7 separate regions of the Mus musculus genome follow, and regions 1, 2, 3, 4, 6 and 7 are each linked to region 5. A link is a loop called in an ENCODE intact Hi-C map of the cell type or tissue named here. Cell type or tissue: left cerebral cortex. All regions are shown on one strand. Links, peaks and the distances in the headings refer to the core of each region. The heading gives the core; the rest is flanking DNA.

What was found. A loop is a pair of places that touch in the nucleus more often than their neighbours do. Peaks named below come from ENCODE experiments on the same cell type or tissue, not always from the same donor. Only the 100,000 strongest peaks of a DNase experiment are listed, where the experiment ranks them.
Region 1: a loop joins it to region 5, with 3 times the contacts of the local background. A loop is called at or near these places in 3 of 42 quality-filtered maps.
Region 2: it touches region 5 in a loop (2.1-fold over the local background); 3 of 42 quality-filtered maps call a loop at or near these places.
Region 3: a loop joins it to region 5, with 3 times the contacts of the local background. A loop is called at or near these places in 4 of 42 quality-filtered maps.
Region 4: it touches region 5 in a loop (13-fold over the local background); 6 of 42 quality-filtered maps call a loop at or near these places.
Region 6: it touches region 5 in a loop (2.1-fold over the local background); 2 of 42 quality-filtered maps call a loop at or near these places.
Region 7: a loop joins it to region 5, with 2.1 times the contacts of the local background. A loop is called at or near these places in 6 of 42 quality-filtered maps.

What each region holds. Positions count from the first base shown.
Region 1 is chr5:20,699,840-20,704,161 of GRCm38, forward strand. It overlaps Magi2 (membrane associated guanylate kinase, WW and PDZ domain containing 2), which reads left to right. Exons shown (of 23, transcript NM_001170746.1): 23 at 2,231-4,322. The coding sequence ends at 2,287. Among named protein-coding and RNA genes, the nearest start is that of Gm52763, 20 kb to the left of the region's middle. In left cerebral cortex, for the core only: CTCF peaks have their summits at 1,770 and 3,414; DNase peaks (open chromatin) are centred at 1,802, 2,282, 2,966 and 3,349; H3K4me3 peaks cover 1,723 bases; H3K27ac peaks cover 3,050 bases.
Region 2 is chr5:19,549,370-19,553,691 of GRCm38, forward strand. The region is part of intron 1 of Magi2 (membrane associated guanylate kinase, WW and PDZ domain containing 2); the gene reads left to right. Among named protein-coding and RNA genes, the nearest start is that of Gm25335, 36 kb to the left of the region's middle. In left cerebral cortex, for the core only: no CTCF peak of the experiment used is centred there; DNase peaks (open chromatin) are centred at 2,272, 2,884 and 3,914; H3K27ac peaks cover 934 bases.
Region 3 is chr5:19,520,414-19,524,735 of GRCm38, forward strand. The region is part of intron 1 of Magi2 (membrane associated guanylate kinase, WW and PDZ domain containing 2); the gene reads left to right. Among named protein-coding and RNA genes, the nearest start is that of Gm25335, 7.1 kb to the left of the region's middle. In left cerebral cortex, for the core only: a CTCF peak has its summit at 1,890; a DNase peak (open chromatin) is centred at 1,921.
Region 4 is chr5:19,743,428-19,747,749 of GRCm38, forward strand. All of the region lies in intron 2 of Magi2 (membrane associated guanylate kinase, WW and PDZ domain containing 2), which reads left to right. It overlaps Gm52766 (a long non-coding RNA gene), which reads right to left and starts at 2,106. Exons shown (of 3, transcript XR_003955726.1): 1 at 1,928-2,106. In left cerebral cortex, for the core only: no CTCF peak of the experiment used is centred there; DNase peaks (open chromatin) are centred at 1,872, 2,125, 2,685 and 3,606; H3K4me3 peaks cover 1,154 bases; H3K27ac peaks cover 2,646 bases.
Region 5 is chr5:19,902,181-19,906,502 of GRCm38, forward strand. The region is part of intron 2 of Magi2 (membrane associated guanylate kinase, WW and PDZ domain containing 2); the gene reads left to right. Among named protein-coding and RNA genes, the nearest start is that of Gm52765, 140 kb to the left of the region's middle. In left cerebral cortex, for the core only: no CTCF peak of the experiment used is centred there; a DNase peak (open chromatin) is centred at 2,584.
Region 6 is chr5:20,222,448-20,226,769 of GRCm38, forward strand. The region is part of intron 5 of Magi2 (membrane associated guanylate kinase, WW and PDZ domain containing 2); the gene reads left to right. Among named protein-coding and RNA genes, the nearest start is that of Gm25761, 110 kb to the left of the region's middle. In left cerebral cortex, for the core only: no CTCF peak of the experiment used is centred there; DNase peaks (open chromatin) are centred at 2,002 and 3,092; H3K27ac peaks cover 2,073 bases.
Region 7 is chr5:19,754,099-19,758,420 of GRCm38, forward strand. The region is part of intron 2 of Magi2 (membrane associated guanylate kinase, WW and PDZ domain containing 2); the gene reads left to right. Among named protein-coding and RNA genes, the nearest start is that of Gm52766, 11 kb to the left of the region's middle. In left cerebral cortex, for the core only: no CTCF peak of the experiment used is centred there; a DNase peak (open chromatin) is centred at 2,095.

The sequences.
Region 1 (4,322 bases), core at 110-4,109, 800 kb after region 5:
AGGCTAGGTGGCATAAAGCTCTGAGTCCAGCCTGTTTATGGAAATACTCAGCCGTGGTATATGAAGGTGAATACACAGAGGTATCCTCTGGAGCTGACACTAAAGCACCACTGGGTTCAGTGGGGTAGAACACAAAAACTTTTCCTTTCTCCTTCAGTTAAGTATTTGATTGCCTATTAAAATCCCTTGAAAAAAATCTTTTTATAGTAAGACTTGCATTTGTAGATAAGCCCATCTTCTAGCTTATCATAAAGAGTGATTGGAGATAGGAAAGAGGAGAAGGACAAAGAATAAGGCTTCAGAGACGATCCCAGGCCAAGCCAAGGGCAGCTACCTCCATGTGTGAGTTAATCTTTCTCATGGTCTGACCAGAACTCTCCTGTTCAATACCTTACGTGGTTCTGAGGAACAAATGCTAAGTGCTCTGTTGGGAGATGGGGCCGGTCGCCTTTAGGCAGGATGGCCACTAAGGTCTGTGTCACTTGATTTAATCTTATTTGCATGTCAATAGGCTGGGACAATTTTCTCACTCAGTAAAATGGGTAAAGAAACCCAAATGTTACTCTAGGGTGCTCATTCAATAATTTTGGTCAAGCTACTTACCCTCTCCCTGTGTCTCAGAAGTGATTTCAGGCCAGCTCATTGCCTCGGCCATATGTGATATAATGGTGGGAGTACGAGCTATTAACATGCAAACTGTCATCACCATGGTCCTGGGCACTAACCCCCCCAGGTCTTTAGAATTCGTGTTTAACTGTTTCAGGCATATTTTCCTACACTGGCAAGTTGCTGCTTTCTATCAAATGCTAGTCTGATTTTTAACTGTAGCCCACAGTAGGGGTTTCCACTGAACACATCGACTAATTCCAGATTATTCCGAAGGTAACCAAGGATACTTGGTTTCCAAACTGAAAAGATTCATGGACATCAGTTTATGGAGAGAAGGAAGATAAGGCTGTACTCAGAGTGACCTATTCAGATCTCACAGCAAAGGACAAAGTGTGTGCAACTACTCTGATAGTTTAAAGGTGGCCAGAACTGTTGGGGAAGAGAGCAACTCCACTGTCCTCTTCCTGTCCTCGTCTAAGTCACCATCAGAAGAAGTACCATATACACATCTCAACTTTAAAACAAAGCAGGCTCCTGGTATTCATGAGCTGGGCGGACTCAAGATCACTAACCTTACCACCTACTAGTGGAAAAGAATCAACAGCCACCCAGAACTCAATATAAATGTGGCTTCTTTGTGTCCCACTCATATACTAATTCCTTAGAGAAAATAACATTCTGAGAATTATAAAACTTAAGATCTTTTCAAAGGTCATGAGACATTTTCCTCACAAATATCAAGGGTTCCTGTATTGAATTTCCCTGCTTGATTTTGCCTTGGGGTAAGAAAATTCCAGGGAAATGTTATTGCTGGTGGTCATAACTAACTCACTGAATCCAACACATCTGCCCCCTACTTGGTTTCCGGCCAGTGTTTTGTTTTATGTTATATATACTTTTTTGGAAAGTCAACATAGTTGCTTGGAAGGCAACAGAGTAAATCCTCAATGGCCTTAAAGCTAGGCTTTCTAGAATCAGTCCCGTTTATCTTAGTCTAGGAGCCATCCATGTTAAAACTACAAAAAAAAAAAAAAAAAAAAATCAAAGACAATGATTTTCTTTTCGGGCAAGAAAGCAATGATAGTTTTCAGATGAATCAATCCAAATCCCAAGGTTATTAGGCAATTGCTGAGAACTATGCTTTGAGCGACACCTAACGGCTGAGAAAATCACACACCCAACTCCTTTGAGGAGGACTCAGATCCATCCCAAGAATCGCAGAAGGCCTGCTAAAAACAGAGGAGCACCTGGTCTCTATACTGCTGGGACCTGCTGGGCTGGGTCGCTGGGCAACTTGTATTTCCACAGTGAGGTCTGAGAACCGGTGATTTATTGCCAAGTCAGTGGCCATGCTAGGCGTGACCCCAGAAATTAAGAGCAGACTGAGGCAAAGGGATTAGGCCCGAGCTGTGCCTTGAACTCTTGAGCGATGGCTGCCCGGGACGGGTGGGGGACGGAACCCCGGGGTGCGGCTGGCTGCCCTCTGGGCAGTTGAGGGATGTGGCGGGGCCCTTGAGAGCAGCCGCCTGGCTGCCAGCCCGGGTCCCCGGCATGGGGGTGGGGGAGTTAGCTGGAGCGCGGGGACGCGGCGCGCCCTAACGCCTGTGCTTCCTGTCCACAGACGAACCCCACGCCTGGAGTGCTGCCGCTGCCGCCGCCCCAGGCCTGCCGGAAGTAGGCGTCTCCCTCGAAGACATCCTCTCTCCATTCTCTCCATCACATCCAGCCCCACCCTCCGACCCTTCCCACCAGATAGGCCCAGACCCAACTTGGGATATCCAAAGGGAACACGACGTTAGGAAACCAAAGGAGCTTTCGGCCGGCGGCCAGAAGAAGCAGCGCCTGGGGGAGCAGAGGGAGCGCTCGGCGAGCCCGCAGCGCAGTGCGCGGCCCAGGCTGGAGGAGGTGCCCGGCGGCCAGGGGCGGCCCGAGGCCGGCAGGCCCGCCTCGGAGGCGGCCGACGGGAAGGAGGCGCTGCGCGGCCGGCGTGAGGGCCTCGGGGCCGCGGGCGCGCGGGAGGCCGAGGCCAAGGTGGGTGTGCGCTCGGGGGCCCGACCCGCAGCGCGGCCCACGGGGGGCGGCCCAGCGCGCAAGGCGACGATGGCGCCGGGGCCCTGGAAGGTGCCGGGCTCCGACAAGCTGCCGGGCGCCCTGCAGCCTGGCGCCTCGGCCGCGGGCAGATGAGCCCCAAGGCGAGGGGCCCCCGCCCGCCTCCACGCAGGCCGATCTTCCTGGGTTCCGTCTCACGGCGTTTTAATTTATTTCCACTGTCACACGCATAGATCTATACGAGGCGCCGAAGCCCGGGAGCGCCGGCGTGCGACGCGCGTAGGCGGCACGGCACGGTGTGCGCGCAGGCAGACCTAAACTGATCCTAAAGCCCCCGGTTCCATGGTGGGAGCTTTGGCAGCTACGGAAGAACCAAAATCACGCAAACATCACAGAGAGACAGTGCAGTGTAGCTTTAGATTCAAAAAGAGAAAAAGAAAAAAGTTCCCCCCACTGCATGAAGGATTTGGATGTCATCCAAACTTTATATCAAGAAACTGGACAAGTTCAGAGCAATCACAAACTGGAATATCGCCTTAAAAAAAAATCAAACTGCACGGAGCAAGCGGAAACTGAGACAAGATTATATCTTTTAATTGATCTAAAGTGTTGTAAATAAATCGTTCTTGACATATCTAGACAGGGGATAAAGGGTTTCTTTGAAACATCCAGAACTGTTCTCCCATGCTACGTTTCCATGGCTCCCCCTTCAGCATCCACCAACGGTATTAGCAGCAGCGTCCCCTGCCTACTGCAGGATGAGTTAGAAACCTAGTGAATTCATTGGTGTGATGCCTTTTTTACTGCCATTTCTGTGGTCAAGTCACATTTCTGTACATTTTCAGTAGTAGGGAAAAAAGGTTTTAAAAATTGTATCCTAGGGAGCAGTTTGCCGTAAGTCAGAATTTTGCAGGTTAGCTCGTAGATCCTAATTGGTTGCCTCTAAAATAATGAGTTTGATAATCAAAAGACCATAATCTGTTTAATCGAGATTGACAACGCTGCAGTTCCTTCCTGAAAAGGCTTCCTGTCATCCCAGGCACTCAGAGATACGTAGCTGCTCTGTTAGCAATCTTCTATTTTACCTATTTGATTGTCTTATTTTAAAGCTCTTCATTTGCACTTTGACAAAGTATTTGTCCTATATTTCTCAAATTAGAATCTCTAATATTGAAAGCATTATGATAACTAATTTATTTTCATTAAAGAACATAAGTCCTTTGGCATTCCTTTCTGCTTTCCTTATTTGATCTCCTTTTTGTTTCCACCTGTAGCTTTTCGCCTCCAATTTGCTAATGCTTTTTGTTACACTAACAATCTATAGATGCACCTTTATGTCCCCGGGTTACCATCGCAGGTCAGCGATTGTCCCTGCAGTAAAAACTGTCAAACGTTAACATTAGTCAGCTATCCATTGGTATTTATTGTAGCTGCACATATTTAAAGACAAAATGTCTGAAGGCATTTTGTCATGAATATGTTTTGTATAACTGAGGCTTCAACTCTTCAGATATTCTGCTCCTTACACAAGTACTTGTTGAGTAAGAGGGAAGCCGGGTCCATCACGCCAGGTCACATGTAACTGCTGTCTCAATGAGTCTTCCCACTCTCTGGACACTACCTAGTTTAATTTCCATCGTACATAAAGATAGTTGTTCCACAAG
Region 2 (4,322 bases), core at 173-4,172, 350 kb before region 5:
TAAGAGACACTGGGTGTTGCAAAAATAATATTTTCCAGTAATAAAAAGAGAGCTCTAAACTATATTTTTCTTAATGTAACAACAAAATTGAAAAAGATTTGGAAAGACAAACTCATCACGTGGATCAGTGTCCTTTACTAGAGGGTCCTCGGTGAAAACTGCATCATTCACTGGAACAATTTCATATTTACCTTCACACTACCCATATCCTGAGCTGACACAGACAGGATAGAAAGTCATGTGAAAAAATGTGGCTCATCGGAGCTGGGCTAAATTGCAGCTCTCATGAAGTTCTCTTTAGAAGTTGATTAGTTTAATAAAAACCTGGGCCCTACCCAAGAAAGTATCTATAAAAGCCCATGCCTAGGTTCATGTTATAATAGAAGTCATTCAGTCATCAAAGAGAAATTAATATTTCCATATGGTAATCATGTTAGGGGTTGAAATGTGCCATATAAAATCAGAAGATTATTTGATTTGTTGATAGACTCCAAAGCTGATACCAGTACCAGAAGCATACTTGCCAATGTCCCAGAATATAGTTAGTATGAGCTGAGGAGGCAGACATGACCATTTTTCCTTCCTTACACAGTTTCCAAAACACACAGCATGCAAATTACTCCATACATACAAATGCAACCTTGGAATAGCATTCTAGGAAGGAGCAAAGAGGACCTGGGTCTTGTCCCAATTCAGGAAACTCCTGGTTCCACTTTGCAGCTGGAAATTCTCTTCACCCTCTTCTGCTCTCCAGGGATGGGGGAAAGTCAAAGAGAGGCTTGAGGCATGAACACTCCAGTGGATGAAATGAGTTACTAATGAGTATATTAAAAAACAAGCATCAAGTCTGATAAACAAAATAAACCCAAGCAATGGATATAGATGAAATGCAAAATAAAATGCTTGGCAGAAAAGTATAGGGCAATATAGAATTAGAGGACAGCAATAGATAGGATCTCAACTTTAAGAGCATATATTTGGAAATTTCATTACTTAGAGACCAACTAATGCCACAGCAGGAGCGCCTCAGTGTGTACTTCAGAAAAGACATAGATTTCTTCACTATGGATATATTCAATTGCATGGGTTTACAATTCAGTTGACATCTTTAGCCGTAAGAATGGAAGATCTAGACTGTGGCCCCTCAAAATGTAAACAAAAATCGATATTCAAGTCCCTTCTACAGCTCATTATACCTCAGTGTGGGAACTAAAAGGGGGCAAAGGAAGAAGGGGGAGAGAGGATAGCCCACATCTGGCCATCTGGGCAGGTGAACTCGGGAGGGCTACCAAACACTTTCTACTCGGCCCCGGGTGGGCATCTAAGCCACTGACCTCACTCGATAGGGGGTGGACAAGGGGTAGCTCCTGAAACCAGGGGTCCTCAGTATGACACCCTATAGCCCCAGGGTTATGGGAGAGAGGGCTTAGGGAGAAAGGTTCCCACACAGGCAAGAGTATGCGCAGCAGGCCTTGACTGGAGCACAGGAAGGCCTTCCTTCCATGGGGAGATTAGAAATGGCTCATTAGAAGAAAGCCTATCCCATCATCCAAGTGCAGCAGGCTTTGATGAACAGAGACAGTCTATGGTTTTAGAGCTTTATTGTAGAAAGGCAGGGGGGAAGAGAAAAGGTGGAAAGAGAAAAAAGAGACTGGCCATGTCCAAGAGGAGAGAAGGGGAAGAGAGAAAGAGAAGGCTAGAGAGTAAGAGGGAGAGGGGGGCATAGAGTGAGAGGAGAGAGGGAAGGAGAGAGGAAAGTAAAGGGAGTAAGAGGAGTAAGAGCAAGAGGAGTGAGAGAGTGAGGAGGGGCCAAACAGCCCCTCTTAAAGTATGCTGCTATCTTTGCTGTTGCTAGGTAACTGGGGAGGAGTCTAGCCTGACGGTCAGAAGCTTGAGACATTGCCTAAGTGACTACTAACCATGCTTCTCCTGGGGGGGCGGGGGGGGTGCTGTGTGGGCGGTAACTTTGACAGGAGCCAGAGTTCCAGGAGCATGAGGGAACGCCTACTCTACCATGCCATGTAGGTGAATTATTGCCACTCTGAGGTTCAGACCTCAGGTGGACTGGAGACCAGACTGTCCGTGCATAGCCCAGTACCCCACACCTCAGCTCACCACTCACTGAAGCCCTTTCCTGTGTTCACTGGTGAGTGCTACTACAGAAAGTATGAAAACGTACATTCAGATCACCATGTGTGGGAGTTAGTGTTGGAAGGGCTACTGAGAGTTCACCTTCTGCAGGAAGTGTTGCTTTACAGCAAACCCAAGCAAGCCAACCTGCTCTTGCACCCTGAAAGCCTCAATCCGTTCTGTCACAGTGGCACTGGGGTTGGGAATTTTTATCATTTTTGGGTAACAGACAGGGAGCCAGTGCTTTGTAGCTAAGGCCAGTTGACTGGCACTTGATCCCAGCTCCTTTGAATTCAAGCTGTGAGATTCAGCTATGCACTGGACCAACCTCTACCTAGGCATGCCTGTGATCCACTCTGACCCCTTCCCCTAAAGTCCTCAAGTACTGGCCTGGCCTCTTTTGCTTTGTCCCTTGGTCCCTTGATTTTTAAGAGTCTAGGATGGGGCATATAAAATTTACTTTTTGCAGAGAGGCAGAGAGGTAATTAGATAAAGTAATGGAATGTAAAGAACGTGTGGGTTTTTTCTCTTCTTCTATCCTAGTATTCTTAGATTTGGTCTTTACATAATATCCCAGATTTCCTGGATGTATGATCCTTAATGCTGGAAAGGGTGAATAAAGTAAGAATGTTATGCATATTTGCTCTCTTTAGGCGAGAGGAAGCCTGGGAAGGCTCACCTGTAGGTTTGAAGTCAGTGCTAAAATGTCCATCTTAGCCCTGGGTGGACATCAAAAGTTTTACTGACATTTTCTGTCACGAACAGGCTGTGAGGTGCAGGAGCCTCTTCTATTACCTGCTCGGGTGGTGCAAGTGGATTGAAAGGAGGCACCATTTAGCTCCCAGGCTGAAGCACCCCAATATCCTCACCTGCAGAACTCTAACAGAATGACGGCCTTGATAGTTTTAAGAAAGCCACCAAGGGTATGGGAGGCTTGTGGGGATACAAAGTAAGCTGAAAATGAATTTGTGGGAATAAGTAAAATGTATTTAGTCAGAATTATTTTTTAAATGCCCCCCTTTCCCTGATGCTTTTAAACTATGGAATTCTGGGAAAGCTGAGGAGATAGGTTACCTTTGTTTTCTATGACCCACATGCTATTTGGGATGATTCTGTATGTCTTCATTTACAGATTTTTTCATCATAATACCAAAGAACAAGCTCTACTTTTCCAGACCAGCAGCTAGGAAAAAGCGATATGTAATCCAAACATGTTGTCCCATACAGTCAGTGGTTACCTGGGATTCTAAGCTGGAGATCTACTTATAAACCCTGCATTGTGCCACTGGATTGTCCCTTTGTTCATCTGAAGGAGACTCCTGCACTGGGTCCGAGGTTTAGCCAGATAAATACAGCAGAGTCTATTAGCACAGGAAAAACAAATTTTGCTCTACTCCATCAGGACAAAACATTTGCCCAGAATAACCAATGCTTCCCACTAGAAGGAAAAAGAAATTGCCCAGGAAGTTGTAACAGTCAAGGAGACAAGGGGGCCAGACCAAGGAACATTAAACCAAAATTAATCACATCATAGATGCACCTTCCAAACTATGAGACTCATAAATCAGCCCATGAGGTCTCAGCAGCAGGAAGGGACTGGCTAGGACGTGTGGGATGTGAGTGCCAGAGGCCAGAGCGATGCTAGCAGACTGTGGGATTGGAGTTCATTTGTTTCCCACTCTGTCAAGCGTCTGTTCTGATCTTGTACTTCCAAAGAATTACTCAACCTAGCAATACAGAGTGGGATTTTAAGTGCAAAGTCAAGACTTTTTTTCTCACCTAGTAAGCAAACACAAACGATTCACATCTCACACTATAAGGTGTGAAGAGGCACAAGTATAGTGTTTAGATCCTTTAAAGTAAAAGTCTCCAGTCAATGTCTCTTGTGATTCCCAATACAGCTAGGAATATTAAAGATGTGGGGCTGCTTTCCAAATGTATTAGTAACTTAAGTTCTTTCTCCTATTCTTAAACCCAAATTATCGAGGAAGGAAATCTTTGTCCTCTCATGCAACAGGGCCCTGCATGAGTGGAACACGTGTTTTGAGGAGCTGCCCCGAGCACACTGTACCCAAATGCCCTAATTACAAATCACATGTCTCTACTTTACAAGTACCACCCTGCCTAGAGAAAATGGATGTGTCAGACATAATGTACTTCTGATTCCCTAAAAATAAATTCAGAAATTAAAA
Region 3 (4,322 bases), core at 256-4,255, 380 kb before region 5:
ATTACCAATTAATTCTCTCCTGGGAAATGTTCCTGGTCACATGTTCTTTAAAAAAACAGACACAATAAGTTTAAAGTGCAGGCAACTTGCCTAAGAATAAAATCATCTCACTGAGATAACTAGTATGAGATATAGACAAGCTTTTTCTCTTTAAAATAAAATGTAGACCTTCCTTACTTGTAGAAATAGATACATTCTGATCAAATTTCAGAGAATGCCATTCTCAACAAAATGGCAAGATTGACAAATTCAAAGAGCTTGCAATGTTTAGCAAGATCGAATGGTAACTTACGTGAAGTATGTGTACCATGGATTGCACAGGGTAAGCACTCAGCTCTTAGCTGCCATTATTATATTATGATTCCTCCATCCTTCCCACCATACCTATAGCTTTGCAGGGTCCACAGAGATTTCTCAATTGCAATATGGAGTTATTCTTTTCCTAGATGGCAACAAGGAAGCAGACATGAGCATCTTATCAAAGGCAAGGAAGACTCTTAAGTGAGACTATGACCACTAGCTTTTGTTTTTAGTCACAGAATATTTCTTCTATAAGTTATAAGACTCTTGAAGATTTTTACATTTGATTTGACACATGGCTATTAATATTTACGGGTTACAGTACAATACAAGCATGCTCTATGTAGTGATCACATCAGGATCATGACAAGTCTATCACTTCAAATATTTATGTCTTTGCAATTAAGTTCCTACAAACTATGTTTTTGGGTATTTGATATTTAAAATGAAGCATCATTAAAAACAGATAAATATATTATTCTGATATATACCATCCGTCACCTAGCTAATATCCATCATAAACAAAATCTGTGTGTTCACTTACCTTTTCTCCTTTCTCAGTGTCTGATCACCACTTTTCTACACTGCATCTTCTTACCAACTTACATAGCCTTCCACACCTGGTCAGAGCCACAGCATTCGTGACTTCTGGCCTCTTACTTGTCTCACTTAAGGTGACGTCTTCCACCTTGCACCCATGCTGCTGCAAAGGAAAGATTCCATTTGTTTTATGGCTCAGTAGTTTTGCATTGCAGTAGATGGAAGATCTTTTCCTTAAGTATTCACTAATTGATGAACATTTACATTGTTTCCATCTCATTGCTTTTGTGAATTCTGCTACAATAAATGCAGAGACGGAGCTATTTCTCTGGCATCCTGATTCCCTTCTCTATATAAATGCTCGGTGATGGGGACTTTTTTTTTTTTTATCAGCTAGCAGTTATGTTTTTAGCTGATTACCTTAAAGCTTTCCTAGTGTACATTCCCATCAGCAGTGTGAAGCAGTTGTTCACTCTTCAAAATGTTATGGACATTATTGTTGTTTGTTCTTTTTAATAACAGCCATTTGGATTAGGGTGAGATTGTATTTTATGGTGGTTTGATATGCATTCCTCTAAGTATTACAAGTAATAAGCACCTGTGATATCACACTTGGCATACCATTTGTTTATTTCTGATTTGTTTCCTAGATTTTCTTCATTTTATTACAAAATGTTCTGTCCATATTAATGTCTAGAGTATTTTACTCTGGAAACATGGTTAAAATACATACAATAATTAAAAACTCAAAAAATTAAAACTGCTGATTCTTCAGGTCACACACGTGTGCACATATGTGTTTGCTATATTTTTACATTCCCAGTGTATTCAAATATGTAGCTTATTTTGGTGCAATGATTTTAAAATATGGGAATTTATTAACGTGATAAAATTAAGATCTCAGAAAAGAATTTCTAAGTCCTTGTTGACTAAGAGATCCTCTGTTTGGTCCATTGTTTAGTTAAATATTTCAGAACAAATGTATCATAACTGAATAAAATTAATGGTTTCTGTGTTAAGGACCTTGCCATTTTCACATTGACTTGTCTACAGAGGGCAGCAAAGAGCTTCAGTTCAAAGACCAGCAGGTTGATTTAGCAGTTCTTAACTGCTGTTTCTACAACACTTTAAACACTGTGAGAAGTGTCAGTGTCAAGGTTCAGTTTGCTAACCTTGCATGGTCTTGTTTGCCACAGGAGGATCAGAGCAAGGGCCAGAGTCAGCTGCTTGCCTCAGATCACTAATGGTGAAATTCTTAAAGAGCTTGCAACAGAAAAAAAAAAAAAAAAAAAAAAAAAGGTGTTTCTGTTTAGAATAGATTCTCACAAAAATATTTCAAGTTTAATTATATTCAAATTCTCATGGATATGGACTACAGTATATTATACAATTGTATAAATTAATGGCCTTTAATAATGATAACCAATAACGTAGTTACAGAGCCTATAATGCTTTAAGGTAATGATTTGGGTGTTTCCCATTATTATAACTATCTCTAATTCTACATTTTTATTCATTACTTATGACATTAAAAAATTAATTAGACCACCAGCTCACCTGTATCTAGATTACCGATTCAGTGTTTCACGTTAGGTTTGTTCTCTGTGTTTACCTGGCATGAGATTTATTTCCAATGGTCTCCAAGGTCAAGATTTGTAGAAAAGAAGGTATGAGCCAATGCCACATCAGAAGGAAAGCTCTAATTGCTGTGCAGACCCAACCCCAAAAGGTGGCCTTTCAGGGTGCTCTCCTACATCAGCCTGCAAAGAGAAAGACTTTATTTTTTCCCATCTGAGTCTATCACTTGGTATGGGCTGTTTCAAGACCAGGTGAGACCCTGGGCAAGATTACAGTCTTTGCTAACACCCCAGTTCTTTAAAGGGATGTTGGACTGCAACTCCTTTGTGTCCATTACATTCATTTGTGATATAAAGTAGTCAGCACTCCTTATGCTGAAGCTGAAGGGATGATAACATTTGCAGTTATGTTGCAAGATTTGTTATCTTCTACAGGATTAACTTATTAATTCGTGTTTAATAGGAAGCTATTGTCTTAGCAGATTTGATAGCTCCTGCAAATTCTGGTTCTCAGTAGGTGAGGCAGGAGATGAATGAAAACACTAGAGATGAATTCTACCTCCTAGGTTTACATAAAGAAAAAACAGCCAAACACAAAAGAGACTTGAGTGGGGGATTGCTTAATTGTACTTAAATGAACAGTTTACAACACCTCCAGGCTTTCATTTTTCAGAGACCCAATTTAGATAAGGAAAACAAAGGAATGTGTGAATTTGAAGCCATCCTAATCTCCTCCTTTAGGAGAACCACAGTATGGCAGGATCAGAAGGGCAGCAGGGAGTTGAGATGGTTTCAAAGTAAATGGAGCTGTTGTGTTAGAGAAAGATTATTCACTTATTGAAAGGATGTGGACAAATGGAGAAATATAAAGACGAAAACTTAAATTAACCACACTCTCTGCCATGTCTAAGAAAAATCACTGTTTTCTGACTTTCTTCCAATCATCTTTCCCTACTTAAAAGTAGAAAGTCTTGATTTAGCTTATTTTGGTTTTAGACTGAGTTTTTTTTTCCTCTTCCATTAAAATGTATTCAAATGACAACATGCATTTACTGCAGGTTGCTCTACTTAAGAGCGTGCAGAGCATATAATTAGCATCATTATAAGAAATAATAAGAATAGCTGAACTAGGGTGCATATTTCAAACGATTCCTGTTTGGAGAAATTGTATAAAATGGAATAACTGGGTCAAAAAAATAACATTTTAGATCCTGGACACATTGCTGAACAAGAGAATCAAATGATACATATCAATTTACATCACCGCCAATAACATTTCTATCTCTATCATCATCTCTTACAAAATTTGATAAGAAAAAGATGACTTCATTGTTGTCTGTTGTTTTGTTGTGAATGTAAACACTTCAATCCAATTCCATGTCTCTGCTCTGCAAGGATTGATCTATAGTTATAGAATCAGTACATTTAAAATTGGTATGTAAGTCCTGTCTGTGCATTAAGGTTCTTGCCTCTCATGGTTGAGGATACTGTGTTGCACTGGCATATCCCTGTTTGCCAGGTTCCTTCATTCTTTAACAGTTTCTAAACTATAGACCTGAGTGGTGAGAATTCAAGTAAGCAATACCTGTTCTTTGTGATTAACCTTTCAAAACTTCAACTATACTTTCAAAGCTGGCATATGCATGCAAGTTTGCTAAAGTGATTTTTTTTTTTAATTTTTGAAACAGTTTACTGTGTCATCTTGTTCACCAGAAAGGTAGAATACAGTTAACTCATTACCTTAACCACATATAATTCACTGAAATTCAATGTTTTATTATAGCTTGTAGTAAAGAAGCATATCTATATTATAATCTAAAATACATATGACATACATAGACATTTATATATGTACCTTTACTTGATATGAAATAATACTACTATCATGGCTTTGGTTTCCCCCAT
Region 4 (4,322 bases), core at 246-4,245, 160 kb before region 5:
TAAAAATGGAAAAAAAAAGAAAATAAAGGCACAGGGATAAGGAACTTCTTATTGGAAATTTACAGACTGTTGAAATAAATGTTCTCTAACATCTCTTTGAATTAAAAAAAAAAAAAAGAATCTGGGGTGGGAGTGCTGCCACTGAGCCAATGAAGGCTTCAGAGAATTAAAACTTGTCCCAAAAGTGAAAACATTATGTTTAGGCCTCAGATTGGAGGACATTGTAGTAAATGAAATAGGGGAGAAAGGTGACCAGACACATTAAGATACCTTTTAAAAGGACATCCAGATGTGGTGATTAATAAATGCCTTTGATCCCAGCACTTGGGACAGAGAAGCAGGTAGATCTTTGTTTGAAGCCAGCCTGGTTTACAGAGAACCAGACAGGGTTACGTAGTACGATCCTTTCTCAAAATAATAATAATAATAATAATAATAATAATAATAATAATAATAATAATAATAATAATATAATGCAATAGGTGTGGGAAAGAAATGCAGGAGTAAAGGCAGAGACAGTATACTTCTGTTCAAAGGTGAAACTGCACATCTAGTAAGGCCTAGGCTCCCAGAGGTTTGTAACCAGGTGTTTTTACTGTGTGTCACTTAGTGGTTAGCATGTGCTGCATGACTAAGAGTGAAGAGCCATGAATCAAGACAGATCAGTTCTGATTGCTTTACAGGAACTTGAGCGATTTACAACTTTTATACTTAGAGCAAAACAACAAATATTAGGAATTTTGATTTCTCTTGTTTTGTTTAGGGAAAAAAAGTCTAACGCCTATGAAAAAGTATATAATTAGCTAGTTTTATTTGAATTAATGAGTCTTGGTCATGCACATTCTCAAACGTGACTTTAAAACAGAAGACAATGTACTGGAAGTATCTCTCCTGTAAAATTAAAAAAGTTGTCTCTACTAAAATTCTAATGGGAGAAATGCTGCTAATAATAAGCCATTCTCTTGGAGTATTCAAAGGGAAAATTGGATAATTTGTCCCCACTAAATGTTGCCAGCAGCTATTCTAAAAAATATTCCACATCCATAATCTTCCTAAAATGAATTTTTAATCAAAACATGAAAAGCATGTACTGAAAACAATCAGTTACTGAGAAGACAAGGGAGAGCACAGACACCATGCACAACTCTACCTGCAGCCATTCCCTGGTCCTGAGACGGGGCAAGCCAACCTAAGTGTGGTAAAGTCCATCAGAATTAGCAACACATCCCTGAGCCATGTGTTTTTCTCCAGCAAATATTCTGCATCTTTAAATTTCTGCATAATCTGTTCCGACAGTTGTGAAAGTATAACCTCATATGAGAATCCCAAGAGGCAGCCTTGGTAAAACCTTACTCTGCGTTCTGATTTTTATATACTTAACCATTAAAAATAATCAGGTCAACAACCATGAATAAATTTAACGTTACTCAAATAACGTTCTATTAAAACGATGCATTGTATATTACAGTACCTTAGTGTTTGTAAGATGCATCTGAAAAACACCATTCAGTCTTCAAACCACCCTTTGGTACAAGCAGGAAGCCCTTCCTTTCATTTAGAAATTGATAACCCAAGGCTCAGAGTGGTCAAATAGTCCATGCCCATTTAACTCTATATTAGCCAAGTAATGCTCATTTCTTATATTTCAACCTGCCCAAGTAATATTGGAGAATAGGGGGATAGCTGCTAATAAAACATATATATTCATGAATTCATTCATTCTGGAATCTAATAACTGCTTCGTCTGCAGTGGCTGTGCCCTGGGTTCTGCTCTCTCCATGGCAGGGAATGAGAGATAAGACAGACACGCCCCCTCCCTCCAGGAGATGGGCTTGTGGGCACACTTCCATCCCCAGGCATAATTAGGGCAAGTACATTTGAACAACTGGAGCTGCATTTATAGCACTTTCCTTGTATCTTTACCTACCTGTTGGTTACGCCTTACGAGGTTTTGCTCCACTGTATGTAGCTTGCTGCCGCTGAGCCTCCGTATTACTATTTTCCATTCTAAAAATTTGCCAGTACACAAATTTTTGGAATGATGAAGAGCTCTCCAGCAATTTTGCAGCATACCTTTCCCCTCTGATTAATAGTCAGTATTCCTGAGCTGACAGAAAATTCAAATGTTGCATTTGAAGAGAGCAGCTGTACTTTTTGGCACAGAGACACCAAATGTATTCCAGATATAGCTACATCACCATAGATATCCTAGTAAGGGAGGGTGCAAAAACTTTTTGGGAAAAAAAAAAACAACTTAAAAAAATCTATTCATGGTATTTATCCATTTGTCTCCTTTTGGACATTTTTTTTTCCTTCTTGAAAGTTTACCATCAGTGTGCATTAGTGGAAATAAATGATCTACTGAAGCTCCAAAAAAAAATAAAGGGGAGAAAATAAGGGAAGGCATATTTTGTGAGTAATAAAAAGCATAGCAGCTGACGTGAGGCAGTCAGCTCTTGGTGCAGCATCTGCAACCTGGCTTATAGAAGCAGCAGGATTTTTTTTTTTTCCTGTGGGACTTGTGCTATGTAGGGGAACATTTTAGCTAATATGCTGGACTTTGAAAACTAAAACAAATCTGACATTTTTTTTTCTTTCCCTAACATATGGTAGATTGATCTGTACCAACATGACTTCGAATTCTATTTTAGATGAACAGTTTTCACATTGCTTAAAATATGTAACTGGAAGCGTAATAGGAAAGTCTGGTTTGGAGGATGGAGTGGCGAATTCAGAGACAATGTGATCTGGAGAAGCCTTACATAAAACGAGGTTTGGCATAGACATTGAAAGGTGAAGATTTGAATATCAAGAGAAACGGGGACAAGGGGCAATGCTTGCATAGCATGCTTGAGGTCTTGGGGTCAATCCCCGAGCTGACCAAATGAAGACATTCAATGGGAGGAACAGAATCAAGTACATTTATATTTTTTTAAAGTAAGAATATAAAAAAAATGCCTGTCTCTCTCTCTCTTTCTCTCTCTCTCTCTCTCTCTCTCTCTCTCTCTCTGTGTGTGTGTGTGTGTGTGTGTGTATGTGTGTGTGTATGTGTTTGTGTGTGTGTGTGTGTATGTGTGTGTGTGTGTGTGTGTGTGTGTGTGTGTGTGTGTGTGTGTGTGTGTGTAGCAGATCAGGAAACTCTTTACAGCCAGTAAGGCTAAAGGAAAATGTTTCCCAGGAATAAAAGAATAGTTCAAATGGTTAGAAAGCATTTGTTTATGGGGAAGATTGAAAATCGGAAGGCTCCACATGCTTTGGCATAAGAGACAACCTATCTGTGGGCAGCCTCATGGGTAGAAAAAGACAAAAGTCAAGGATTTTTCCTGAAAAAAACAAAAAACAAAAAACAAAACAAAACAAATAAAACCACCAGACATCAGAGAAAAGTGGAGAGAAGGAGGGTTCCAACTATCTTGCATAGGCAGACAGAGGACAGAGTTGTTGTCTTAGCTGATTGGGCAGCTGGAAAGAAAGCTGTAGCTCAAGAAAGGCTCCCTGTTTCTATGCAACACATTGCATCTCTGTATAAAATAACCTTCCTGCCATATACTGTCTAAAGACATTCCTCCCTCTAGATTTCTGCGTCACTCGAGGACTAAACTAGGCAAAACAAGTAAAGCTGTTCACGGTCTCAAAGAAACACCACCGGCTCTGCAGTAAGGCTCACAGCAATGCCCCCAAAACCTGCTTCTCTTGTAACACATTCTCCGGGATTCTTCTGACCAGGACTTTTCCATGTGATATGGCTTATTACCTATTACAATGCCACAACATGCCTCGGGTCCAGCTGCACTGAGACTCCCGGTCCTGTTTGATTTTAGCCAATTAGATCTGTGGCTTATACCAATGAGCTGTTCTGGGTCATTTTGAAGACTTGGCTTCATAAATTCACTGCTGCGGCTTTTTATCTCCTTCAAGATACCATTAATTCAGAAGCCCAAAGCTGGCGCCTTGATTCCTTTCTGATTAACCCTATCAGAAAGAGAGCTGCGGCATTCACTCAGCCGGTAATAACAATTCCCCCCCTGCCATCTAAGAGCAAATGTAGCCTGAGACACAATAGAAAACGTTAATCCCAGAACCTCTGCATGGTGGTGTCAAAGAAACCCTTCTTGGGCTTTTCAAAGTATTTTTGTTTAACCAACAAAGGAAAAAGTGCAATAATTTATAGCTGTACATTTTAACCCACAAACAGGTTCTGATTTTTACATTATTTTCAATGCTAGCCCTGAAAGGGTCTTGATAATAATAATTCCTGGGATTCTAAACCCTGTTCACATCACCATCAATTCTGAGTGTTTCAGTTCAAGAAACAGGTAAAT
Region 5 (4,322 bases), core at 212-4,211:
TGTCATCCCTCTGACTGCGTAGGCTGCAGTAGCCTGCAGAACACAAGTATAAACTAAAGGAGAGGAGAGAAATTGGTTCATATGCAGTGCAGTGTGGTCAGGAAGTTCTTGAAGAATAAAAGCAGATGAAAAAAAGCAAGGGGTGTCAGGTACAAGACAGTGGGTCTGGCACACCTGTAACAAAACCCTCATATAGTTAGCAACAGTAGGCAAGTTAGGAATGTTCTCCTGGTCTTACAGGAGGGGGAAATTGCACAGAGTATTGCCTATATGTTAATATTTGTGGTGAAAAATACACACATTTACTTCATATTGTTTTGAAAAGTCATCTCAGCCTTCCTAGAACAGCAAATTTAAATTTAAAAAGCAAGTCTCTCATTTAACTTACAAGGGATCATGAGTATGAAATTTGAACCTGTCTTCCTAAGTCAGTTTTCCTTAATACTGTGTAGTTTTCCTATTACTTTTAGTGTCCTGTGTTTCTTAAGTATAGAATTCAAAATGAGATCAGCATCTTTCAGGAACTAGTTGCTCCTTGGGAGATCTGCATTTCAGTGTGACATTCACAGCCCTTTTGACACTGCCTGATTCAGGTTCTGTGAGGCTTGCTTCTCAACAGCTTCTGGGACCTTTGTCTCTATTCTATAGCTCACTTGATCGTCTCAAGCTTTTCTCCCTGAACAATTGCATCTCTCACAAACTTTGGTTTGTCTGCCCTGCTGTCACCTTCTCTGAAGACCTTCACCACACCACCCCCATCCCCAAAACTGAATGTGGACATGTGAATGCAGCTGAAGCAGACTTGCCAATCTATTCTTTCTTTGTGACATAAGAGACTACAGTAATTGCAGCATCCTGTTCATTGAGAACAGGGTCTCCAAGCAAATACAGTTTGGAGGCAATAGGATAACATATTGGATTATATACACAATAGAATGAAGTTGGTTAAAAACAGAAGACAGAAGCCGGGCATGGTGGCACACGCCCTTAATCCCAGCACTCAGGAGACAAAGGCAGGCAGATTTCTGAGTTCGAGGCCAGCCTGGTCTACAGAGTGAGTTCCAGGACAGCCAGGGCTATACAGAGAAACCCTGTCTCAAAAAAAAACAAGAAAAGAAGAAGAAGAAGAAGAAGAAGAAGAAGAAGGAGGAGGAGGAGGAGGAGGAGGAGGAGGAGGAGGAGGAGGAGGAGGAGAGAAGGAGAAGGAGAAGGAGAAGGAGAAGGAGAAGGAGAAGGAGAAGGAGAAGGAGAAGGAGAAGGAGAAGGAGAAGGAGAAGGAGAAGGAGAAGGAGAAGGAGAAGAAGAAAAGAAGAAGAAGAAGAAGAAGAAGAAGAAGAAGAAGAAGAAGAAGAAGAAGAAGAAGAAGAAGAAAGAAGAAGAAGAAGAAGAAGAAGAAGAAGAAGAAGAAGAAGAAGAAGAAGAAGAAGAAGAAGAAGGAAGAAGAAGAAGAAGAAGAAGAAGAAGAAGAAGAAGAAGAAGAAGAAGAAGAAGAAGAAGAAGAAGAAGAAGAAGAAGAAGAAGAAGAAGAAAGAAGAAGAAGAAGAAGAAGAAAAGACTACAGAATGGAAAGATGATACAGTTCCTGAGAAGCGAAGACAAGGGTTTCGCTAGTGGCCAGGAGCCACCCAGACCCAGCCTGTGCTTTGAGGTGCTCAAGCACCTGCAGTCCAGCCACACCACCTTGCACAGGTCTCCATGTTTGCTTCCCTGCCAGCTTGCTGTGTCTGTCATCATGATGCCCTTTTCTCGGCTAGATAACTAATACACTCAACAGCTCAGGTCAATCTCACCCTTTTCTACTGCTCTTCCTATCACTAAGAAGAACTGTCTTCCTTTTCCGAATCCCCACAACGCCTTGTACTATAGACTGCTATTTCTATTTTATGTTAATGGTACCCATAGTTTAAGTATCTCAGATGGTTTGTGTTGGGCCCTTCTTGTGCTTAGCCTTGTGCCTAGTATAAAAGGATTTGTTCAATGAATAGTGTGTAAAAACGTGAGCAGACAAATGTCGACTTATTTCACCCTATGTCAGCAGTTTGGAAGTAGTAGGAGATGGTTTAGAACAATGGCTCTAGTTAGTGGCTATAATATTTTTATTAATGTGTTTTTATTTTAAGTTAGCACCTCATTGATAAGCTTAGATAGGCCTCTTTAAATATGACCCTCTGACTTTAATCAAATAACAAAAAGACTAGATAAATATCTTTTAAAATATCAAAGAACTTATACTTTGTTTTATGGTAACATTTGGGCTAAATCCCACATGCTGTGTAATAAAATATAGAAGGCCCATCTCTCTCTATCACTGGCAGCACCATGCATAATACATTCAAGGAAATTGCCTCTATCGCCAAAGAGGAATTTTTTTTAAGGCTAAGAATAAACAAAACAGAACAAAACAAAATACACTAAAGCCAAACTGTGAGTGAATTTGGAACTGAAACACCTAATGCTAAAGGGGAAGAATATAGAACCAGCCACTGTGGTTCTAAGAGACTGAGAGCTCAAATCCTTGCATGTTTCATCCTGCAAAATTTTAGGTCTTCCTAAATTTGTCTAAGCTGACTTACTTTTCTGCAGAGAGATATTTTTTACTGTCCAATGTTTGGATGCCAATTTTTGTAGCACAAACTGAAGTTAATTTTGTAGCCAGTTAGCATATAATTTATTTGAAAAAGCTCAAATTAGATATCTCCATGCAAGGTAACACTTTAAAAATACAAAGCGGTGGATAGTTGGTACTCATTTTCTGTCTGGCTTAGAAGGTGTTTATGGAAGGGACTGTGTGCTTTTCAGCTTGATGGCCCTATCATTCAGGCAATGTTCCCTTTCTTTGACTTCAGTCTTGAGGGAGCAAGAGGTGGTTGTATGAGAGAAATTTTTGTTTGTTTGTTTTTGTTTTTTTTATAGGCTGTAGAAGGCAATAGGATAGTTGCTCCCTCCCTGCATACTATATGGAATACCCTTATTATGTAGACACCCCTGTAGGAGAAGTTTTGATGCTAAGATCCTGTTCCCCATTTACTTCTTGATCTGTCAGTAAAGAAGCCATGGGCCAATTGCTGGGCAGAAGGAGTAGGCAGGACTTTTGGGTCTTGGGGCAAGAGAGGGATGATAGGGAGGAGAGACAGTTTGCCATGCTTCTGATGGAGAAAAGTTGAACAGCCCCGTGACCGCACAGGCCACTCCTACAGGCTGTTTATCAGGGGCTAGATGCCACTGAGCAACTAAAGTTTAGGGCAGGTGGAGTGTGTGGAGCTAAGAGTGTTGATAAAGGCACAATAGTAGAGGGAGTTTAATAATGCTCAGGAGTTATGCCAAGAAGGCAAAGTTGAAAATATACAACTGTGTGTCTGTGTCTTTTATCCATGGATTAAAGGGAAGCTGTGTTGGGGCTGCCAGTAGGGCCCATTCCTAGAGTTTAGGCGGGGTAGCAAAAGCTACATGCAACACACCTCTATACCAAAAGATGGCAAAGTGACAAAGACTATGCAACACATTTGTTTGATCACAATTTCATTGGATGAGGAAGCCTTTAGCTTAAAGGTCCAAAGCTCCAGTAGAATATGCCTACACTTAGAGTCAATAAAGCGTGGACAACCATGTAGAAAAGGGGATTGAGAAAACAAGGTTGGACCTAAATCTGAGTGTGGAACCCTCAAAGCCATCTGTTAGTGTGTCTGTGACCCCTCTCTTTAATGTGTCTTTTTTTGTTTGTTTGTTTGTTTTGTTTTTTTTTTGTTTTGTTTTGTTTTTTTCAAGACAGGGTTTCTCTGTATAGCCCTGGCTGTCCTGGAACTCACTCTGTACACCTGGCTGGCCTCGAACTCATAAATCCACCTGCCCCTGCCTCCCAAGTGCTGGGATTAAAGGCGTGCGCCACCACAGCCAGGCTTAATGTGTCTTCTTGTGGTTGTGAGATAAGACTCCTGAAATGAGTCAGACAGCAGAGCCAACAAGGGGAGCAGAGGGAGGTGATGTTAAGATTATCTAGGCTTGTGCATTGTTTTTTTTGAGAAATCAGGTATTGGTTTCTATGTCTTCTTTTGAAGACAAGAAATTCCAGTTCCTGCTGGCTTTCAGGCCAGGAGCAGGGTGGTACAAAGGAAGGTGTGAGAAAAAAGAAGAGATTTGGCTTCCAAGTCCATTTGCATTCTGAGGCCCATCACTGTATCACTGTCCCCACTGTCAGGATAAGGAGGGTTGCCTAACATTTTCTTCTCATGTTGGGCCATCAGGATCTTGAAATTAAGAATGCATAGGTAAGACTTGGAATATAGCTCAATAGCAGGGTATTTTCCTAACACATGTGATGCTGA
Region 6 (4,322 bases), core at 86-4,085, 320 kb after region 5:
TTCAAGAGTGGTGTGGACACTTTGGCACCTTAAATAATGCAGTTTTCAATGACGGGCTTTGACACTGGAAACACATGTGGAAAATGCTAGCAGTGCAGCTGGTTTTCAAATCTGTGTAAGAGATGAAATTGTTTTAACCTGTAAACACACACACACACACACTGTGTTTCCTTTTTGTTTCTATTTCTGTATCTTGTTACGTTTAAGTAAATCATCATTAATCATGTCCAGCAAAAAAAGCTTCCCACAGCTAGAAGATAAAATACTTTGGGAATTTATTGTGAAGAAATAGAAGCCTTTTTTCTTAACTTGGCAACATCAGAGAACCACTTTCTCTTCTCGGCACGGCGTGTTACTTCCAGGCACAAAGCTTGACTGCATTTGCTTTATATGTTTTATAAAAATAATAGATACACTTCATATTTTTCCTTCCTACATGGTTTTCTGTACCTGCACAAGATTCATGGTTAAACTTCAGACAAGAAATAAGTATTTTAGGCAAAATCTTACAAAATGTATATCTCTAATAGGGAAAACAATAGTTATAATAAAATTTCTTTTGGAAAATGCTTGTTACATGCACGTAAAGAAATGTTATATGAATTCACATACTCATAAAGTAAGTCTTTTAATAAATCATATCATGAGGGAAAATATCCAAAATTAATTAGAGGTAATATATTTCCAACCAATTATATCTATTGAGCCTCTAATGGTCTCTTTTTGAATGAAAATACAGAAAGAAGAGAAAGTCTTTGGAAAAGGAGATAATCCTGAGTTGTTTTGCTTTGTTTTGGCTATGATATAGGAATAAATTCATATGACTTTAAATAACTCTAGTTTAGATTTTAGCAAAATGCAGTCAACAGTCTGTCTTACTTTTATTCTGAAACTACACAATGACTGCTTTTTAAACTTGAATGTCCACACACATTTCAATTATCTCCTGACTCAACCTGTTGACTTACAGAGAATGGGGAGAAACATTGAATTAGTAGCACTCATCAAATTTAAATTGTAAAAGAAAACCATCCAAGAATGCATAGAATATAAGAAACCTTGTTTTGGCCTAGCTAGTAATGTATGGAAAAGTCAGAATAAAGGTGAAAGAAATCGAACAGAAAGAGAAGGGAAAGAAAGCATGCATTAAAGATGACTTTGAAGTGAGTTGCTCCTAAGAATGGGGCTTGAATCCTGACGGGGGTGAAACAAGAAGTGTGAAAAATATGGGATGGGGGAGAAAGCACAGCATAAACTGTAGAAAAATTATTAAGTTCTGCTCCACTGAATACCTGTTTGTAGCATTTTCTGATTAACTTAATTTTTTTTTTTTTTTGACATTACATGGACTTAAACCTAAGGTCTTATGCTGACTCCACAAACACTTTACCATTGAGCTATATCTCCAATCATTATTTTAGTATAGTCTTTACTTTAAATCCGGAGACCTAATATTTGTATGCAAATTACACAAATATGAGTTCTTTAGAAAAATTATTTTAGGGGGAAGAAGTCAGATGTGAAGGATTGAAATGTAATTTGCCAGTGTCTTGAATCGGAAATTTAAGTTGACTTCAGGAAGAACACTTTTCTAGTGGCATTATTGGTGCCTGCTCACCCCGAGTGCTCTCTGTGCACATGCAGTTTAATATGGCAAATACCTGCTGAGCACAAGGCATTCAACACGTTCAGTGGATTTAGTGATTGCAACCTTCAAGTCGTATGAAAAGTTTCTTCTAAATGACTATCAGGAGATCAGACTAGATCCCTGATAACCACTAGTAGAGGAGAGAAACATGTTCCTATGAAAAAGAGACTGGGAAACAACACACATGTCTCCTTTCAGATAGTCAAACACATGAGTGTGGGACTGCTTGGCTCTGGGTTTACTCCAGTCCTTTCAGCTCCATGTGTGGGTTATGTAACCTTGGACAAGTTACCCAGGGCTTCTCAACCTCTGCTTCTGCATCTGTAAAGTGGATGCATGATGATTTTCAGCCACAAGGAACCAATCAGAAGTGAGAGGCAGGCTCTGCAGCTTTGCCTCCACGTGACTGCTGTGCTATAAGTAGCTTCTCCCGTTGAGATGAAGCACGTTTTGCGTGAGAAGATGAGATGTTATTATTTAACTTGATGCTTTGCCAACTTGGCAAAGGTTAAGGGCACAACATGTATGGGCACTCCTGATCCACTTGTAGGTCAATCTGTGCATATCCTCCAAGGTATTGGGATATGAATTTAAACTAGAATGACTCTCCAATTCTGGCTTATTATAGTCCTCTATCGTTTATTACAGTGCTTAATGTGTAGTTTAACATGAGCTTTTTGGGTAGATAGGACAAGCCATGCGTTCTGGATTTTCATCAAGGTTATTAAACATGACATCAACTAAACCTGAATAGCTATTGATTCTTTTCATGAGCATTTAGCTTCATCTATAGAAACATATAAATTGAGACATTACTATGTTTCAAAGCTCATGGAAATGCATGTACCATTTATTCACTAGAATAAGAACAGTCTCTGTGTAAATGGAACCTAAATAGGTCCATCTCTGTTAAAGCCTGGTATAAATAAGCCCATCGGGGAAAAGCACAGTATAAGATTATACTGCAGCAGCATTTCCTTTTAATGTCATTTTTGGTGACACACATCTTGGATAGATATAGAAAATTGATGTCAAGCACCTGAATCTGCCCTAGCTAGCAAAATGAAAAGACATTCCTTCCTTGAATTTAAGAAGAGATAGCATCCAGACTGGGGGGGTAGGGGGAACTCTCAACGATCCCATTTTGTGTGGTTTCCTGCCCACCATTAAATCCTATCCTCAAATGGAATTATTAAGGTTTAAAATACATAATTTGAGGGAAGTGGAAAAGCTATTTAGTGTGTTGTCTCCCAAAGGCATTAAAAATATCCCCTTTGTAAGGCATCTTGGAGGAGCATGCAAATTACAAGGCTGCTGAGCGCCACTATTGAGAAATACTGTGCTGGGTCTTCATGTGATGTTTAAGACAATTACTGGAGGTAACTACTACCCACATTTCTTTCAGAATCATTTCTGAAGAACAGCTAAAAATACTGTTAACTATAAGAGACTCAATCTGTCAAAATGTATTAAAGTGACACACTGCTAACGCTAGTTCAACCTAAAAATCCATATTCTGTAATGAAATGCTTTATATAAACTCAGCAAAGCTGGGAGCTCACAGCTCTTTCCTAAATTAGCCAGTGTTTGAGACCTAGGCTAGTGTGGTATAGAAATGCTAATTTGACTCCTGTGGTGGCATACTAATGGCCCCTTAATATTTATCCATAGATATATTTGCTTTTATGGATAGTCTAAAGAACTTGGAAATTACTTTTCTCCAAAAGAGATAAAGAATTTAGAAAAGCCAAGTGTGGATGAAAAGGGGGGACATTTCTGCCTCTTGCCTATCTCCTGATGTATTCCCCTACCTGGTACAAAATGGTCACTGGTAAACATGTACACCGCACCCACTGAACACACACCCAGGCACAGGCACAGGCACAGGCACATGTGTGTGCGAGCACACACACACACACAGGAACCTGTGATCTTCTCACTGAGGTTCGTGCTTCTCCTCTGTCATAAAACACTACCATGCCTCGTGCCTGTTTCCTGATCCCCACGTTCAGAATACTCACCTCAGTTAAGTGGAAAGTAATGGATTATGTTGATATCTGACTAGGACCAGATGAACATGTCCACAATAATTTCAACCCTCTTGAAACTTGATAATGTGGCAACACCAGGTGTACAGAGGTCAAATTGAGGGATGGGTAAAAGCTGGCATATTTGCTAGATGATTTATTTATTGGTCGACTTCACAGACATTACCTGATTAAGCCATTAGCGTCCCATCCAGTCCCTCTGCTGCTGACTGCTCATACAGCTGAGGAACGTTACAGGTAGGATTTTCTCCTTGCCTCACAGGAATGACTAAAGGAAAAGGGGATTTCCTCGGCCTCTGAATTTCATAACTCACGGATCTTAATGTTTGTGCTGGTTAGCGTTGAGGAGTTTTGTTATGTTTTTTGTAATTTTTTTTTTTTTTACTTTTTTTTTGTCACCTTGACACTACAGTCACTGGGAAAGGGGACCAACTTCAATTGGAGGGTTACCTCAATCAGAATGCCCTGTGGAATTACATACCTGTGGGCGTTTTCTTGATTAATGATTGACATGAGGACCTAGGGAGCTCAGAGCAGTGCAAAGGCTGGGCAGGTAGTCCTGGGTGTATAAGAAAGTAGGCTGAGAGAGCCATCAAAAACAAGCTAGTCAGCAGCGTTCTTGGTGG
Region 7 (4,322 bases), core at 101-4,100, 150 kb before region 5:
AATTACAAGACAAGGACTTATCACTGTATTCAGTGCATTTGTAGTAATCTGCTACAATAACACTCAGAATTTAATCTAGCCTCTGTATAGTAAATTGAAGTGAAAATCATTGCAACAAGAATGAACTTATGATGCTATTTATCACAATTATATGTTAATACAAAAATATTTTGGTTTATGACTGTTTTTAAATGTTGAATCTTCTTTGTTTTACAAGCCCAGGTTTGTGTTATCTCATCTAAACTCATAATCATATTTTAAGATAAAATCAGTTCAATCCACTCAGCGTATATTTTAAGTTTTAAATTTAAGTTTAGCTACTGTAGTTCATTAAATTATGCATTTCTAAAATTGTTCATTAATATCCCATTGAAGAGTATTTTAATCTCTAGTAGAACTCTAGGGATGTTCTACTAGATAAAATAAGAAAATGATTAGCATTCACCAATTTGTGGATAATTCAATAATATCTGCTCACAAGTCAGATCAGAATGCTCATCTGGTCTGCACTTACTCTGACTTCAGCACAAGAGTGCAGCATGGGCAGAGGACTGCTCATTGTTACATCTGCTTAGAAGTAGTGACTATTTCCTTGGGGACATTTCTTATTGAAACTGTTTTTAGAGAGAGAGGAAAAAAAAAACAAAAACAAAACAAAACACTGTAAATGTAGCATCTGACTTGGACTCTACCAGACCAAGGCATCAATTTAATTTGGGACTTATCATTCAGCAAGTGTTAACTGAGATTTACTGAGCAAGCACTTACCTGAGCAAATTGATTCTGTCTCATTGACTTGATCATGTTTTAAATATCTGGGAACAACAAAAAACTTCAGATATATCTCTAGGCTAAGAATGTAGTTTCAGACGGTTAGTTACCTAAACAATGAAATATACTAATTAACTGGTGTCCAAATTAAAAGGAATACATCTTTAATACAAACCACCTTGTATTTTCAGTTAATAAAGGTATTATTTTTATTAACTAATGTTTGATAAAACTACAAAGACCCTCATGAATGTACATGCCAAGACATCCCATAATTAATATTTCAAAAGGAAACTTCATTGTCATAGTCCAGCTAACAGATTTTTCTTGCTATTGTGGTGATAGGCCACATCTGCCTTTGATAAATACATTGAAGTATAGTGGGGTTTTGCTGCTGTTGTTGATAATTGTTATTTTGGTAGAGTTTCAGGTAGCAGGTAGAATTTTAATTCTTCTTAATAATGTATGTCAGTAGAAGTAGCTATTGTATCTTACTTTCTAAAATGTAGAAATTATATTTAGTAAATATAATTCATTGAATTATAAATACTATATTACTATAATGCAAAAGTTTATAATATTATCTATAATAAATACTATATGATAGCAATACATAGAAGTAAATATGAAAGCCAGCAAAATAAATGAGACAGAGGAAGTAGCCATTTCATTAGTATCATTCAAATTCATATTTTAAATGTATAATTCCAGACCTTTTAAAATATCTTCACTAAGTATAATGGACAAATGTATAATTTCAAACTTTCCTATGATATTAACCTATTAGCCATTAGTGCATTATGGTTTATAGTCAGGATCTAACATGGGTGTAATATAGCCTTCCACATCATTGAAACACAGTGGAAAATTCACTTTGTGAAAATATGCTTTTGCCTTTCAGGACAAGAAATAATTTAGGAAAGGGAAAAAGGTGGGGGGGGGTTACAGGGAACTTTGGGGATAGCATTTGAAATGTAAATAAAGAAATATATATATATATAATAAAGTAGGTGTAAATAAGCTATCTAAATTTTGACATTGAAGTATAGTAAAGCTATAAGTTACAAGAACACAAATAAATACACCTAAAAACTAGGGGGGAAAAAGAAGTTTAATATTTGCCAGTGCCTAACAAATATAGAAGTGGATACTCACAGCCATCCATTGGACAGAGCACACAATCCCCAGCGAAGGAGCTAGAGAAAGGACCCAAGGAGCTGAAGGGGTTTGCAGCCCCCTAGGAAGAGCAACAGTATGAACTAACCAGTATCCCCAGAGCTCCTTGGAACTAAACCACCAACCAAAGAAAACACATGGTGTGACTCATGGCTCTAGCTGCATATGCAGCAGAGGATGGCCTAGTTGTCATCAATGGGAGGAGAGGCCCTTGGTCCTGAGAAGGTTTTATGCTCCAGTATAGGGGAATGCCAGAGCCAAGAAGCAGGAGTGGGTGGGTTGGTGAGAAGGTTATGGGGGAGGGGATGGGAGGGGGGTTGGAGGGGAAACTAAAAAAGAAAATAACGTTTAAAATGTAAATAAAGAAAATATCAAATTAAGAAAAGTTTAATATTGATAAATTATGCCAGGCTACCCAATAGTCATGCTTCTCAAATTATTGGAAGACCTTATACATTCACTCATATGTAGATAGACTGAGAAATCATTTCTTCCTAATGAATATTTTAGTCTATATTTCACCCTCATATCTAGACTGTACCTGATTGTAGGTTGCTATTAGGTTTAAAATTCAAGAATAGGAGAATCAAGGTGCAGAGAGATTGAATTTTCACTTTTGATTTTGCCTCTAACTTCCTAGGTGAATTTGAACTAGCCCTTATGATCACAACAATTTGTAAGTCATATTGGTTAATAATCAGAGTAGCCACTGATTTTTTTTTTTTTAATTTCTTAAAACAGGGTCTCATATATCAAGCTGAACTCAAACTCCCTGTGTTTGTGATCAAACTGAGGATGGCTCTGTGATCCTGATTCTATTGTCTCTCTTAAGTGTTGGGGTTACAGAAATGTACTACTATACTTGCTTTATGTGGGATCAAGATGGTGTGAATGATAAGCAGGAACTCTACTGACTGAACTATATTCCATCCCTATTGGTTTATTTTTGATGATGTATGAATAGATTAGAGTCTATCATCCCGATTTTATACAGCTAGATTCGGGAAATGACTGAAAAGTTGAATAAAGAATGCAGAACAGGACTAGAGGAGAGAAATGGGTGCAGAGTCTGTAGCAGAAGACAGACACTGTTTCTGATGTTATGCCGCCCTGCTTTAGCCTTCTTCATCATGCCAGTGCGCTGCTCATGTTATGTCATAGTGACCCTAAAGTCCCACATTGAGATCAATAAAGACATCCAAGTTATTTTGTAAAAAGCATTGTTAATAAGACAAACTTTAAAATAAGTTTGTGTTAGTAGTTCAACAAACATGAAATTAAGAGGGCAGTTGGTGGCTAAGGGCTGACTTTTCCTCAAATGCTACTCATGGTGTGTGGGTTTCCACCTTTTGCAAAAGGAACCTTCAACTGTAACCTTAACCCTAACCTTAACCCTTCAACCCTAACCCTAGCTTCAATCTTCTTGCACGAAACAAATGATTTTTCGTATCAGTTCAAATTACAAAATGCAATTACAACTTGGTCTCCATTTAAAATGTAAATACCATAGAAAAGGAAATTGCTGACTCATTGGTTAATCTACTTAGTTCTTTGTATATAGCCTCATTGAATAGACATTTCAAATTTGTACTTTGTGTCAGCCTTGGTTGACTTTGAAAATATGATGGAAAATTACTTATCTACAGAATCTGAAAGTGTTTATCACCTAGAAATTGATAGTAATGTGTTTTATTCCTAAGGACTGAGAGTGGTTGGAAATTAGTCTTGAAGAGAAGGTATTCAAAGAATACCACATTTCAATTACAAAGGAGAAATACTTCAAGAGGTCTATTGTACAAGATAGTGTCTAAAAGCTTTTTATTTCACTTGTGGAACATGGTCTAATTTTGTAGTTCATGTAGACCTAGAATTCACAATATATCCCAGGCTGGCCTTTAACTCTACCTCCTCATACACCCATCTCCTGAGTACTTTGATTGCAGGTGTGTACCGTTATTCTTGAAAAATTCTAAGAGAATAGATAATGTGCTCTAACTATAAAAGTGACAAGCACATGAACTAATCCATCAGTTAATTATCCAGATTTGTCATTCAACATACTTCAAAACAGCATTTATTTATATACAAATACATATAATTGTATGTTATTTTTAATTTTGTAATGAGACTTTCAGTTATTAGTCAATGGTATGTGCAGCTAGTTTTCAGTTTTAATCTTTTACAAATATTGAAGAAAAATGTGCATTGGCAATGGGATGTAATCTTAAAGATAACTAGAAGAGAAATAAAAGAAATTGTGATTGGTAAACAGTCAACTGCAGGGCCAAGCAGAGGTATTTTCTCTGCACTTCTTGAGTAGTGGTTCTCATCCTTCCTAATGCTGTGACCCTTTAGTACAATTCCTCATGTTGTAG